Linked DNA regions of Homo sapiens: regions 2, 3, 4 and 5 are each linked to region 1. The links are chromatin contacts, found by Hi-C or POLR2A ChIA-PET in ENCODE. All regions are on one chromosome and are shown on one strand. Each heading gives the region's core, a stretch centred on a gene start or an enhancer-like site at or near the end of the contact. The rest is flanking DNA. Distances are from core to core; before and after follow the strand shown. Region 1 has its middle 42 kb from the start of LINC02392. Region 2 overlaps DUSP6 (dual specificity phosphatase 6). Region 3 overlaps POC1B-DUSP6 (POC1B-DUSP6 readthrough). Region 4 has its middle 19 kb from the start of POC1B-GALNT4. Region 5 overlaps ATP2B1 (ATPase plasma membrane Ca2+ transporting 1).

What was found. Hi-C counts contacts between places; a loop is a spot of excess contacts on that map. ChIA-PET counts read pairs that join two places held with the same protein, here RNA polymerase II (POLR2A). Pooled maps may share reads with other maps.
Region 2: a loop to region 1 is called in a map with no recorded cell type, with 12 times the contacts of the local background. The contact joins two enhancer-like sites. A Hi-C loop is called at or near these places in 3 of 37 single-sample maps with no recorded cell type and 5 of 50 pooled maps.
Region 3: a loop to region 1 is called in a map with no recorded cell type, with 13 times the contacts of the local background. The contact joins two enhancer-like sites. A Hi-C loop is called at or near these places in 16 of 37 single-sample maps with no recorded cell type and 7 of 50 pooled maps.
Region 4: a map of gastrocnemius medialis shows a loop between it and region 1 (5-fold over the local background). The contact joins two enhancer-like sites. A Hi-C loop is called at or near these places in 20 of 168 maps with a recorded cell type or tissue (A673, B cell, CD4-positive, alpha-beta memory T cell and 16 more), 37 of 37 single-sample maps with no recorded cell type and 24 of 50 pooled maps. POLR2A ChIA-PET finds 5 or more read pairs at or near these places in 1 of 52 experiments (OCI-LY7).
Region 5: a loop to region 1 is called in a pooled map, with 10 times the contacts of the local background. The contact joins two enhancer-like sites. A Hi-C loop is called at or near these places in 3 of 37 single-sample maps with no recorded cell type and 3 of 50 pooled maps.

What each region holds. Positions count from the first base shown.
Region 1 is chr12:90,249,519-90,252,240 of GRCh38, reverse strand. No RefSeq gene overlaps it. Among named protein-coding and RNA genes, the nearest start is that of LINC02392, 42 kb to the left of the region's middle. Within about 2 kb of position 1,345, at least 5 of the 41 ENCODE cell types and tissues checked have a DNase peak (open chromatin) inside an H3K27ac peak, as active enhancers do; they include gastrocnemius medialis, where a contact is called at or near this core.
Region 2 is chr12:89,345,084-89,347,805 of GRCh38, reverse strand. DUSP6 (dual specificity phosphatase 6) reads left to right here. Exons shown (of 3, transcript NM_001946.4): 3 at 1-571. Among named protein-coding and RNA genes, the nearest start is that of DUSP6, 6.1 kb to the left of the region's middle. RefSeq lists an enhancer at 1,454-1,633. Within about 2 kb of position 1,310, at least 29 of the 41 ENCODE cell types and tissues checked have a DNase peak (open chromatin) inside an H3K27ac peak, as active enhancers do.
Region 3 is chr12:89,468,194-89,470,915 of GRCh38, reverse strand. It overlaps POC1B-DUSP6 (POC1B-DUSP6 readthrough), which reads left to right. Exons shown (of 11, transcript NR_189589.1): 7 at 422-555. POC1B (POC1 centriolar protein B) reads left to right here. Exons shown (of 12, transcript NM_172240.3): 7 at 422-555. Among named protein-coding and RNA genes, the nearest start is that of GALNT4, 55 kb to the left of the region's middle. RefSeq lists a silencer at 1-12. Within about 2 kb of position 1,400, at least 7 of the 41 ENCODE cell types and tissues checked have a DNase peak (open chromatin) inside an H3K27ac peak, as active enhancers do.
Region 4 is chr12:89,543,646-89,546,367 of GRCh38, reverse strand. No RefSeq gene overlaps it. Among named protein-coding and RNA genes, the nearest start is that of POC1B-GALNT4, 19 kb to the right of the region's middle. RefSeq lists a silencer at 1,184-1,253. Within about 2 kb of position 1,405, at least 7 of the 41 ENCODE cell types and tissues checked have a DNase peak (open chromatin) inside an H3K27ac peak, as active enhancers do; they include gastrocnemius medialis, where a contact is called at or near this core.
Region 5 is chr12:89,662,293-89,665,014 of GRCh38, reverse strand. The region is part of intron 1 of ATP2B1 (ATPase plasma membrane Ca2+ transporting 1); the gene reads left to right. Among named protein-coding and RNA genes, the nearest start is that of ATP2B1, 45 kb to the left of the region's middle. Within about 2 kb of position 1,339, at least 3 of the 41 ENCODE cell types and tissues checked have a DNase peak (open chromatin) inside an H3K27ac peak, as active enhancers do.

The DNA of each region.
Region 1 (2,722 bases), core at 96-2,595:
TGGTGAGTGTTCTATATTTGGTGAAACAATTTTTGAAATACACCATATTCATGGTCTAGTGGGATATAATAAAACTTAAACAGATTATAGTAACTTCCCCTCCTTCACTGACTTATTTATTTATTCAACAAGTTTGTTGAGCAGATGCTATGTCAATCTTGCCTTTAGTGATATAGATATATATTATGAATAAAATGCATAAAACTACTTGCCACGTGGATCTCACAGTGGAGAAGATCATTATTAATCAGACTCTAAAAGTACATAATTATAGGTAAACATATAATTTGTAAAATGTAATGGTATTAAGGACTAAAATAATAACGGAGATTTGACATACTCTTAGGGATTAGGGAATGGAGAAGGAATACATGCATGTAAATAAGCAAGGAAATTATGATTTTTAGGAATAAGAGACCAACTGAGAAGAAACAACATGTGTTTCATCCAAGTTTCACAGAGAAGTAGAGCTGGTTTTGGGTGTTAATTCCTCTTGTCCTTCACAGCACAATTATGTACAAGCACAGAGGCATTTAATGGTGCTTGAAGTTAATAGGCGAACAGTTGAATGTTGTAATTCTCAAGATGTATCGTTTTCAAATAACTTGAGCATTAGGTCTTTCAATTTTTAAATTTTACTTTTTAAAATTTGTTATTTTTCTAATTAAATATATTTACATTATGTCATGTTCATTTTTGCAACCATTCAATATAGCATAGATTATACTTTGGATGCTTAAGAAGAATCAAGAGTCAAAATTTCTTTAAGAAATTAATTTTATATCTCTTTTTAAAACTGCAGAAATAAAAGCAACCACAAAATAGACTGCAGGAAGGAAAGTAAAATTAACAGAATCATATTGTTTCTAAATAAACTACTGTTAAAGATTTTTCCAGAAGAGAATCTCACTCTTTAAAAAAATTATCATGTAGAGATAATGGTAGAATTTTATTCCATGAATGATATGTTTATTTATTACATATTCATTAAATATTTAGTAGAGGGGATTAAATTGGGAAATATTTCCATTTAAAAGCTACTTATTTATAGAGTTACTATTATTGTTTCAAAAGGCAGCATGTCAAAAATTACAGCAAAAAAAAAAATGAGTATGTTTATTTGGAAGCCAGAACCACACACTATCAAAGCCAATAAAATTGGGCAATGACCACAAACTCAGTTTCAAAGCTGAGATTCTGAGTGCTTGGGTTGTGGCAGTTATGATTTCCTGAATAAGACTTTGTGCTGGGTCCAGAATTCACTCTCTCTGACCTTCAGCCAAGAAAGGAAGTAGCGTGGGTGACCACGTTCAACACTTGCTCTGGGGATTTCTTTCTAGCCAAAGCTAAAAGGAGGCTATAACTGGGTAGCCAGGCCTGTCCTTAGCACATTCTGTATTTAGATGGCTTACTTAAACCCATTAGCAGCAATATGACCCTGCCCTATGCCCCTACAGACTTCCGAAAAGAAAAAAAAAAATAACATTGGGGCAGGGTGTTGGCTATGGAGCCAACACAAAGAGGGATGAAGAGGGGAAGAGAGAGAGGAAGGAAGAGAGGCCTTATTTATGTCTATGGGATTAGGAATCAAATAGACCAGAATTAAAACTCCAGCTCTTCTGTTTACTAGTGGTTTACTTCTAGTTAAATTGCATGCCCAGTCTGAACTTCAAGTTTTTAGTTGCGGAAAGTGTATACAGCAGTCACTACTTTAGAAAGTGGTTTTCAGTACCTGGCAGAGAGGAAACACTCAATAAATCGTCGTTTTTGTTAATGCTGTTATTATTGCTTTTGTTATGTCATCTACAGTAGGGGGAACAGGGATAAAATGCTGTTTCTCGGGAGGCTTCAAACATGCCATTGTGTGTTTGTGTGTGTGCCGCCTCTAAACCACCAGTATTCACCTCAATCAACCCTCCCCAATTTTAATTTGGATCCTTCAGGTAAAAAGCAAAGGAGCTATTCAGCACAGGAAAGGTTGAGCAATCTGCCCTAGGACTAATCTTCCCAACAGGCACTCCCATAGATGAACTGTTTCCCATCAGATAGTTGCCAGGCATGCCCCGAACGTTTTTATTTCTTAAAGTAATTTGAGTAGGTTCCTCGGGGGAGACACATTTTTAAAAAACCTTTTTTAACTAAGGCAATCCTTGCTCTCGAGCTAGTTTTAATACACCTTTGTAAAGAGCTCTTAAAAGCTCTAACCAGTTCATCAGAACGAAGATAAGTGCAGCTTAAACACATCATACCAAATAAATAAATAAAAGTAACATAAACAGAGAAAAAAAACAAGTTCTTAACAGTGCAACTTGAAAATTAATTATAGCACAACATAGAAAATAAAAATAACCTGGATACACAATTTCCTTCCAAAATAAAATTTTGCATATTGGACACAAAGTCACATGCTTCTGAGAATTGGGGGAGTTTTATTATTTCCTATGAAATTGACAAGATACAACAAGATATTTGCTTTTTTGATATCAGTATACTATGCTTCCAGGGAAGTTTTCTAAAAAGAAATATTTTAAACCAAAAAAGCTATACTTATTTTTTGGATTTTAAAAAAATGCACTTTCTCTGACAAGTGAGTAAAAAGGATATTCCCAAAAAAACCCGAGAAGAAAGGCAAATAAGTTTTACCCTCACAGAAGAAATGAAATTCACAATACGGAGGGGTAGGGCAAGAATTTACATCTTCCTGTCATTTTGAATTTGTCAA
Region 2 (2,722 bases), core at 61-2,560, 900 kb after region 1:
GCCCCTGAAGAAAAATGAACCTATAGAGCATAGCTTGCTGAGGAATACAATTTGGATATTAACCACAGAGAGGTGTAGCAGAATACCAAGATGACAGCCACATGTTAACCTCCTCCCTATCCTTCACTGTCAGGATCTTCTGCTTTATAATGCTGAGATAATGCCAAAGAGGAAGTAGGGATAATTCTTTTTCCAGTCTGTTGTCATGGGCAATTCTACCTGCAGATATCCTAGTGTGAGAATGCTGAATCCAGAATGATGTCTCCACTTTTTCCCCTAGCATGCGCATGGCAAGGCATATCTAAGCTTCCTCACCGTGTCAGGATATGGCTTTAGAATTTTACATTGGCACTTAGGAGGCAACTTTGTCATCCCTGTTGTAATGTGCTTTTTTGTTTAACTGGCTTGGGATGTGGGTCAGAAACCCTTATTGAAACTTGTGGGGATTATTTTAGTTTCTTTTCAAGCTAAAGACTTTATATCTTGCCATTTTTCTTGGGACCTACCCTCTCCTTACCTCAAATGTAAAAATACACAAACCAAAATAAAAGGCAGGTGTATGGAATCAAAAGAACTAGAACGTACTTATATTTGGGGCTCTTTTTGCATGAGCTCAGTCCCTTCATGTGAAGTGGGGAGAAGAATGAGCTTTTCACCTACATGGCACATGAGTTGACTGCTTGGTCGTCTACACTAACTTAGGAGGCAAGTGGCCTTCATTCGATGGCAATCATATAAAACTGTCCATGGTGATTTTTAAGCAACTAAGTATAAAAAGCAAACAGAAATAGTGCAAATATATATATATACCAAGTCAGTCTGTCCTATTTGGGTGTCCCAAGTCAGCAAGAGCACAGAAAGGAGAAGTGGATTGCAGTTCAACTTGGCTCGTGTTAATCCAGTTCTGAACGGTTTCCGCTCCTGGCATTCCCTAAACTGCCTGTTCAAAGTAAGGATTTGCAAGCAGCGTTAGCAATTTCCTGTCCAGCTGCAGCTCAAGTAGCTGGGTGCTTTTCCCCCCTTTCTTTTCTCTGATTTCTTTTCTCTTTCTTTTTCTTTCTTTCGTTTTTTAAAAAAATATGGGCTGTGGATAATTTTAGTGCATTTCCTCTTTGTGGATTATTATCTCTTTCCTCCTAGAACCTGCATACATTGAGTTCCTACTGCTTGGCTCAAGCCGACAGCTGGCCTCCCCAGCACTTCCTCTCGTTTTACTGTGGGTTTGTTGTTTGTCAGTCCACTTCTGAAATTAATAATGTTTTCTGGCTAAGTGCCACAAGCCATTACCACAAAGGGGAAGTAACACATATGAATAGCAGGAAGCCATGCAGGGTCACAGTGTGAGCTGAACCTGTGGAGGGAGCATAATTGAGCCTGGCCCATTCAGCAAGTGTCTGACTGCAATTTGGGGAGAGGGAGCTCGCTGCATCTAAGCAGCTCAAGCTGTGAAAAAAAAAAAAGTTTCCAATAAATTGGGAGCAAATGGTCTTTGTCACCAGTCTGAATAAAGGAGAGAGAGAGTATGAAGAGCTTAGAGCCTCCATAAAGTTGCAATGTTTGAGGTTTCTCCCCCTTCTCCTGACATATTGTTTCAGAAGGCTGGTGAACAGAGGGGTGCCTGTTTCCCTCTATTCTCACCAAAGGACTCATGTTAAATGGGTGGTTTTTACGGTTCACATAGGCCAGAAGATTCAAAGAGCTATTCTCTTTCCTTCTTTTTCTTCTGTGGAAGGTGGAAGGTTGTAACTGACAGCATGGGCCCCCACCTCTCTCTGTGCCTCCCTTTCTTCCAGCTATATCAGGGCTCCTCTGGTTCCTTTGTGCTTGCAGTAGCCGCGTGAAGGCGATCATTTTGCATCTTGGAGTTGGGCTGGCTTCCTGAATGGAGCCCGCACGGTTACTAGGGCAACCTTTGCCAGCAGCTGCAGTTCCACCGCCTCCTTCCTCACCTGCTGTCCCCATTAGTAGCTTCCTCAGGTCTCTGAGAAAGCGCTACCTTTCCTGGCCTTTTGCAGGGGCAGGGGGGTAGGGTGGGGTATGGCTTTTGGGAAGGGGAGGTTATCAGCAGGTTTCCTGGGAGCTGCAGGAGACAGAGATTGCAGTGGTTAATAGTATGAACTGGTCTTAGCGTTAAAATAGGAATGAAAAAGGGTTATCTGGGGATAAAAATACCAACACAGTCTTCAAAGGAATGAAAACTGAGACTTGCACCAACCTTGACAATTAGGAGACCTGAACTGTAGCTGCTGCTTTCTTGCTAATGAATCAGGTAGCCCTGGGCAGGGCACCCAATCTTACCGCATTTCTTTTTTCTTGTCTGTAAAAATGAGGGAGTTTTTACCTCCCATTCTAGGATTCTCTCATAATTCCAGCTTCTGTTCATGGATTGGTGACACTTATTACATGATAAAATGAGGTGCGGAGCAGGTGAAACAAATAACTAACATTTATCATGAGTACCAGATACTATACTTTGTATCTCATTTAATCTTCAAAACAGCTCTGTGAGATAGGTCCTATTATTATCTTTATTTTGCAAAGAGGAAACTGAGGCAGAGAAAGGCCAATAAAGCCTAAAGCCACCTTTATGGGACACCTGACACATAATGTTAGAGAAGGTTTGCATATCCAGTGCTTGTTACTGCAGAACTGAACCTTGAGCCTTTGGCTCTTCCTGTTGGAAACTGCTTGTCATCAGTATTTGCTCCCCTTTATAAAGTCT
Region 3 (2,722 bases), core at 151-2,650, 780 kb after region 1:
CAAAGTCTCAAGCATGATGGCAGGACTGTGCCCGTTTCAAACTGTCTCCACACTTTTCTCCCTTTAATCCCAAGCCACTAATTAGTTATTACCTTTAATTTGAGACTAGGTTATATACCCTATCTGAGCTGGTGATGATTAACTGTCAGTTTTATTGGCAATATATCCAAAGAATTTATAGTAATGTGGTCAATAAGATTACCTTTCCGTGACACAGTCTCATTTTTAAAGTTATTCTGGCTCTCTAACTGGAAGCTTAGAGCTATGTGATGCCAAAATACTCGTTTTAGTGAGCCATATAGAGTTTTGTTGTTGTGGAAACAGTGCTCTTGTTTACAACCTATTGCTAATAAGGCACTGGGGTATCTTCAAAAGTAAGAATTGTTCTCTGAACTTTTTGCTTTTATTTTCTACAAATCAGTTCACAGCGGTGGAGTTAATTGCATATCATTCCATCCTTCGGGTAACTATCTCATCACAGCTTCTTCAGATGGTACCCTTAAGATTCTGGACCTCTTAGAAGGAAGGCTCATCTATACACTTCAAGGACATACGGTATTAACACTCAGATTCTTGCTTTTTATATATAAAAATATAAAATAATATATATTTTAAATTTCTGATCCATTTTTATGTCCCTTTATTGTTTTTCCAGACATAGCACACATTGCTGCTATCATAAAATTTTTTTACTTCCAAGGCTGTTTTTATCCTCTGGAAGCAACTCTTAGAAATATTATTTGTGGCTGGGCGTGGTGGCTCACGCCTGTAATCCCAACACTTTGGGAGGCTGAGGCGGGCAGATCACCTGAGGTCAGGAGATCGAGACCATCTTGGCCAACATGATGAAACCCCATTTCTACTAAAATACAAAAAATTAGCCAGGTGTGGTGGCACATGCCTGTAATCCAAGCTACTTGGTTGGGAGGCTAAGGCAGGGGCATCACTTGAACCCAGGAGGGGGAGGCTGCAGTGAGCTGAGATTGCACCACTGCACTCCAGCCCGGCAACAGAGCAAGACTGTCAAAAAAAAAAAATGGAAGAAAAAAAGAAATATTATTTGTTGTAATTCTTATCAAAATCAATGTGTATCTTTCAATGGCCATTAAATGAATCTTCTCCTGCTGTCTTTATCAGTATGTTGTATAGATTGACTGGGTAAATGGTGATGGGTAAGTAGATTCCATACTTCAGATCCTTCCTTCATGTGGAGGCTGTCCCGCTTAGCCCTGACACCCAGCCTCTCACACCTCTCCCTCACTCCTTCTGCTAATTTGTTGGTGGGTTTAGGAGAAATTGGGTAAGCACAGCCTAACACCTTCTACTCTCCTGCCTTTGGGAGTAGCCATTCTTCACTGTTTTTCTCTGATATTCCTTGTGGGGAGACCTGCCCTTGTCTAGTGTTGCCTGTGACTCATTCTGGGCATCCGTTCTAGAAAGCCTATTTGTGTTACACATAAAAGCCACATTCTCTTTTTACAAGCATTTATTAGAAAGAAAGGTGATATTTCGATTCTTATGTGCTGTATTCCTTTGTCTTATTTCTCAATTGGTTTAGAACCAAGTAGGTAAGAGGGGTGCCTTTTATTGAGCCTGTTCAAAGATCCCTCCCTGGCATATAGATCAATTTTTTAAATTTATTATTTCTTTATTTTTGAGATGGATTCTTAGTCTGTCACCCAGGCTGGAGTGCAGTGGCACAATCTCGGCTCACTGTAACCTCTGCCTCCTGGGTTCAAGTGATTCTCCTACCTCAGCCTTCTGTACAGGCGCACCACCACGCCCAGCTAATTTTTTGTTTGTTTGTTTGTTTAGAAGAGACAAGGTTTCACCATGTTGGCCAGGCTTGTTTTGAACTCCTGACCTCAGGTAATCTGCCTGCCTTGGCCTCCCAAAGTGCTGGGATTACAAGTGTAAGCCACTGTGCCCAGCCTAGATAAATTTTTTTGAGTATATAAACTAGTCTTTTCTTCCAGACAATATTCAAACTTCTCTGAATTTTTTAGAATGCATCCTCTTTTTTTTTTTGAGGTACTTCCTTTTAACAAGTATAAGCTGTTTATATCTAGAAATAGAATGAGCCTTGTGGTCTAGAAGAGAAGAGTTTCTTTTTCACAGGTTCTGCCTGGCTTCCTGCTTTGCGTTATCATTTATTCTGCAGTGGTGTTAGGGTAAAGCAGAAATAAATACTAACCAGCTTAAATATATGCATATCCATGGATTTAGGCTGAATAAACATAACAAATAAAAGTGGCCAAGGATTGAAATATCCATGAAAAAAGTACAAAATAATAGGGAAAAAAGATAAACACAGTCTTTCAGTAGGAAAACACTACATGAAGATGGAATTTTAGTCTGGAAGTAAAGGTGTTTATGAAGCTATTAATATTATAAACTAAATCTGTGGGATAGTCTACTTGGGAAAATACAAGATGTTTTTCCCTAAAACTTTTCTTGTACAGATTAAGGACATATTAAAAACATATGGTATATATTAATATTTTTGAGATAAGAAATACTTACTCTTATCTGGACTGAAAAATTGACCTAGAGGCTATCCATCTTGTGACTGTGCCAAGCACAGTCTTGTCCAACTCCGCAGTAACTGCTCAATTTCAGGTTTTCATTACCTCTCACCTAGATAATTACAGGAACTTCCTAACTGGCCTCCAACCAAGCATCTTACTCCAATTCATCTTTCTCAGAATTGTGATACTGATTT
Region 4 (2,722 bases), core at 156-2,655, 710 kb after region 1:
CTGATCTGCCACTGTCACTGCTGAGTGCCCAGATTTCTAAAACGGAAGGCAACACTGAACCCTTATTTGGCACTATTTCTTGGAAGTATCAGCCACCCAGGTTGATAATATCAGACCACTACATTATGGAAGGGGCAGGAATTTGTCTTCATGGGAATAATTACATATACTGGAGAGTAACTTCCCTTTCCTGTGCATGTTGCTTCCGCCAGCACTACCATATGTGGTTGATAGGCTGCCTTATTCATCCCCATGGTGTCACACACAGCATTGTCACTGATCAAGGAACTCATTTACAGTGAAACAGCTGTGGTATTACGCTCACATCGTAGAATTCATTGTTCTTACCTGGAAGCAGCTAGATTGATGGAATGATGAAATGTCCTATCGAAGGCTCATTTATGGAGCCTGCTGGGAGACAACATCTTGTGAAGTTGGGGTGCTGTCCTATAAGTGGTCAGATCAGTGGTTGATACATGGTGTTGAATACATGGCTCTGGGAACTCAGGATGAGTAATAACCCACTTCAATAATACTGTCTTCTTGTCCCTAAAACATTGCATCTAATGGGCGTGAGGTTCTTGTGCCCAAGGGGGAGATATATTTCTACTAGGAAACACTGAGAATGCCCCTTCAACATTTCAGGTTGTTCACAACACTGATCAAAGGCAGAGCATTGGCTGTTTGTATGGACTGGTATGATTAATTTTGATTATCAAGGAGAAATTGGGATTTTTGCTATCACATGGAAACAACACTGTATCTAGAGCCCATGGGATTCATTGCACTCCCATGTCCAGTAGTAATGGCCAATGAGAAACGGCAGCAACTCAACAAAGATGGAACCACCCGGATCCTGTGGCAAGGAAGGTTTGGCTCACCCCATCAAGTAAGACACCTTAACTGTCAAGATGCTAGGTGAGGGTAAAGAATTATGGAACGAGTGCTGGGAGGAGGAAGTCAGGATTATTAGATTAGAAATGCTTAGATGTGGAGCTGTAGTATGATAGTTATTTATTTTTTTACCTTTCTTTGCTGCCTTGCATCCTGGTGGTGACTAAAGTTACAGTTTAGGGTCCAGGAAGTAATATGACTGAAATACATCATCACTCAGTGATACAGTAGCTGATGAGACTATGTTTTCCCTGTGTTGAGGACCTGAGTTTCTTTGGCTAAGTAAAGTGTTAGAATGGAAGCTGAGTGACAATAGGGTGGCCTGGGATGGTTATTCTTAGATCTGTTCTCTGCCTTTTCCTGTCACGCTCTGCGGCCTGGGAGGCTGCCCTCTACTAGACCTGTTGTTTCATTTGCTTTTCCTTGCACTCTGGCAAGAAACTACTGGCAAGAGGCCAGAGGGCAGGAGGAGAGCCGGGCCAGGGATTTTTATGCCCTCCTCCTCTTTCCTCTCTGCCACACCGCAGATGAGACAGAGGCTCCAGCTCCCAGGCCCAGTGACCTCTCCTGCACAGTTTCAGCTCTTACCAGGCTGGTAACAGCATCCCCTCCCTTTGTCCCTGCAGACCTCCTGTGGTAAGAGCTAATCCCTGACTGTCTCCCCAGCTCTTGTTGGTTCCATTAACCCTGCCCACGCCTCTGTAAATAATCCCTGTATGAAATTCTCTTCAGCTAAACCCTTTGATGGTGCCATCTGTTTCCTACTAAGGCGTCAGTGGATACAGCAGGAAAAATAGCTGAGAAAGGAGAGAGGTATGGAGGTCAGCTATTGTGAAGTGGGGGAACATTTGAGGGCATATGGCTGGCACATACAGGCCAGAATAAGATGCATTTTCACAGGCTGAAATTGGCCAAGACAAAAAGAGTAATCTCTTCTAGTCAGAGCTCATAGTTGTTGTTTTTTTTTGGTATTGTCAGATAGAGAAAGCCTGCAAAGCTGATTGGGATGTGCCCAAGATTGAGAGGTTTTCTGGGTTGCAGGAATTTCAGTTCTAAAACTGGAACAGTCCTAGGCAAACTGGGATAGTTGGTCACCTTAATCTGTGATTATAATCAGGACTTCTGAGTCTTGCCCAGCTGCTCCTGCTGTAGGGACATTCTAGGCAAAAGGACACTGTTCTAGAACCACTTGGCTCCTCCTCTCCACCCTCAATCAATGGCAGACATCACTTATCTCTCAAGGCATACGTTCTCTACATGCAGTCTGAGATCTCTCTTAACACATGGTTCAGGAAGCTGGTATCAACTGTTCAGAGCTAGAATGCCAGACAAGAACCTTGCTAACACCCCTGAATTAGAGTGAATTAGAGCTTTGGCCCCAAACTCAAAAGCAGGGCTAGACCAAGAAGAGCCTCTAGAGCTCTTTTTTTGCCCTTGTTTCCTTGGGTATTGCTGAAGTAAGTAGCAGCGTGGGTGGCCTTTTTAGCTCCTTTGCACTTGGCCAATAATTAGATCCTACTCATCTCCATCTTTCCATCTACTGTAAGAGCTTCAAGGGCTGACATTGTGTTGTAAGAACAGCAGCTCACACCTTCAACATTAACAATCTGCCCGTTTATTATTCCAAGTGCTGTGTACTTTTTAACCATCTATATGTTAAAGATGAGGAGACAGTTAAATGATTTAAGTGACTTTTCCTAGGTCACACATGTAGCAGACCCAGGACTCAAATGCACTCATTCAGGTTCTTAGTACAGCACTTAGTGCCTCTCTCCTAGTTCCCTCGGATACCCTGCACCTGGCTCAGAGCTTGTCAGGTAGTGAGTGC
Region 5 (2,722 bases), core at 90-2,589, 590 kb after region 1:
TACTAAAAATACAAAAATTAGCTGGATATGGTGGTGCATGCCTGTAATCCCAGCTGAGGCATGAGAATCGCTTGAACCCAGGAGGCGGAGGTTGCAGTGAGCTGAGTGCACTGCACTCCAGCCTGGCAACAGAGCGAGACACTGTCTCAAAAAAAAAAAAAAAGAATAGCATAATAAAGAACCATAAGTAATTTGCTTATATTTGTTTGAGGAAACTTTTGGATCAAGGTGACAATCCAGCAGTTTGTTCCCTAGTCAAGGTTGAGGCTACACTTTCTGTCAGTAGTGGCTCTCCAGACCAGTAGCATTGGCATCACTGTTATCTGAGAAGTTGTTAGACAGTCTCATGAAGTGTTCGATCAACTGAGTGAGGCTCAGGAATCTGTGTTTTCACAGGTGATTGAGGTGATTCTGATGCATGCTGAAGTTTAAGAACCACTAATCTGTAGTGTGTTAACTTTTAAGTTTGTTCTGGTTTTGGTAAATTCAGAGGGATTGTTTTTGGTTTTGTAAGTATAACCTTGCAAAATTAGACCAACCTCCCAAGAGACAGCTATCATAAATGTTTGGGATAAGATGATACCAACTGACTTGACCGTAGACCAAAAATTTCTATAGTTCAAGATACCTGTGTTTGAGATCATTCACATTAAAATTTTATCATATACTCTGCTTAATTAAGTACTTTGTTGGCATGAATGAATAATCTGTACTGAAAATGACAGCTATCAAAAGCCAAAATAGTTATCTAACAGCCCCAGGGAGGGAGGTGAGTCACCTATTCTGCTTTGGGCTGGCATATTTCTTTATAGACTAAAGGGTGTGGGAAACAGGAGCTGTGCTTGGGCCTTTAGGATAAGAAAACCTGGGTGGTTTTTTCTTTTTTACACTTTCACTGAGCCAGACTGTTACATTGTGGTTTCATCATTTTAATTGAATTGTGGAATTCTGAAATATGAGAGAAACAAAATAAATAGGCCCTGTAAATGCACATGCAAATAAATTTTTATTATTATCAATAAACGAATCTCGTTTACTCTGACTAAAAACAGATGAAAGCAATTATAAAGGCTGCTGTGCCATCCAGCCCCTCCCTACTGACTGCTTTGACTTCTTCGAAAAAAAGGACAGTGGAAAGTGAAAACAAGCAGCTAGAGATGACAGTGTAGTGAGAATAAGAGTCAGACATCAGAGAAATGAAGGCAGAAGAACATTTCAATAGGGAGTGGTTAACAGTAGCAAAGGTTGCTAGTAGGTTAGATTAGGGCTAAATGTGTCCATTAGATTTAAGAACAGGATCAATGGTCACCTGGAAGAGTAGTTTCAACGCAGCATAAAAGAGGAAGCTAGATTGTCATGGGTTGATTTATGAGTGGGAGATAGTGTAGAAACAGCAAATTTTGGAGCAGATGTTAGTTAGATGTGGAGTTAAGTGTTTTTTTTACCAAATGGTATTTACTGGGTAAGATTGTATTCATTATTATTTAGACCTTGCCAACTTTATTACCATGTTGATTTGGCAGATTTTTATTTAGCATGGGTAACCCTAACAAATTATTTTTCAAATAAATGTATTGTTTCTTTCAGGCTGTATGAAATATTATAATTCAGTATTATTTCTTTGCATACCCTCAAGAATCTAAGACCCTGGTTAAAAAACTTTGCCATGTAGCAGGCGTGTAATTCCTTTTAAAATCTGAAATATCCTTTAACTTATTCTGTTGTCTAAAAGGATTTAAAGGAAAGCTATAATATATCTGGCATACCAAGATGGTTTGAAAACTCCTTGAAAGCTGTGACTTTCTCTTAACTCATCTAACACCTAACATATTCTTTTAAACAGTGTTAGGAAGTTTTGTTTAGCTCTGCTATTTAAATTGTGGTTGCTTCCATTGTAAAATCTGTTTTTCAAATTTATTTTAGCTTATGGTTCAAGAGTACCTACTATGTTCCAGACAGTGCTGGGGTTAAAAATGAATGGCACAGATTCTCCCATGAGTTACAGTTCACTGGGAAGGACAGAGAGGTAAACAAATCATTGCAGCTGTGTGATAAAGGCTATAATAGAAGAACAAATTAATGCCTTCCTTATTCTAATCTAGTTGTTTCCCACCCTGAGAGATTTGCTAAAGTGTTCATGCCAAGTTTATAACTGACAGCAGCTGTAACTTGCCCTTTAAAGTACTGTACTTAGTCTCTGCCTCTGGAAGAGTCTACTAGATAAGTAAGTTACTTAGGGGAGTAGGACTAATTTTAGTCAACACAGACACAGGGATGGTATTTAGGAATCCTTTGAGACTAATAAATCAGGCATTTTAGATAATGCTTATTTTCTGCTTTATCAGCTCTATAAAACTAAAATCCTTTGGTGAATTTACTCTTGTTTATATGTTATTCTTTACTCATCTAATATAAATTACTTTTCTAAACAAGCAGTATAGGTTTAATGATCTTTTATGTGAGTGTGTATGTTTTCTTTAAGCCCCTTAAGAAGTGAAAAATGTGACTTGAGTAAATTTAAATTTGAGTCATTCCTTGATTTCTTTAAAGCATTTTAATGAAATAATTTGAATGTACCAAAACTTTGTAGAATAAACTCTTTACCATTCTTAATCTTGTAGTATCTGTTTGATATGTATAATAATAGACCATCTGCTCTTTTCACTATGAGAGTGAGATATTACATGCAAGCACTTATATTTAAGTTTACAGTAAATTATCA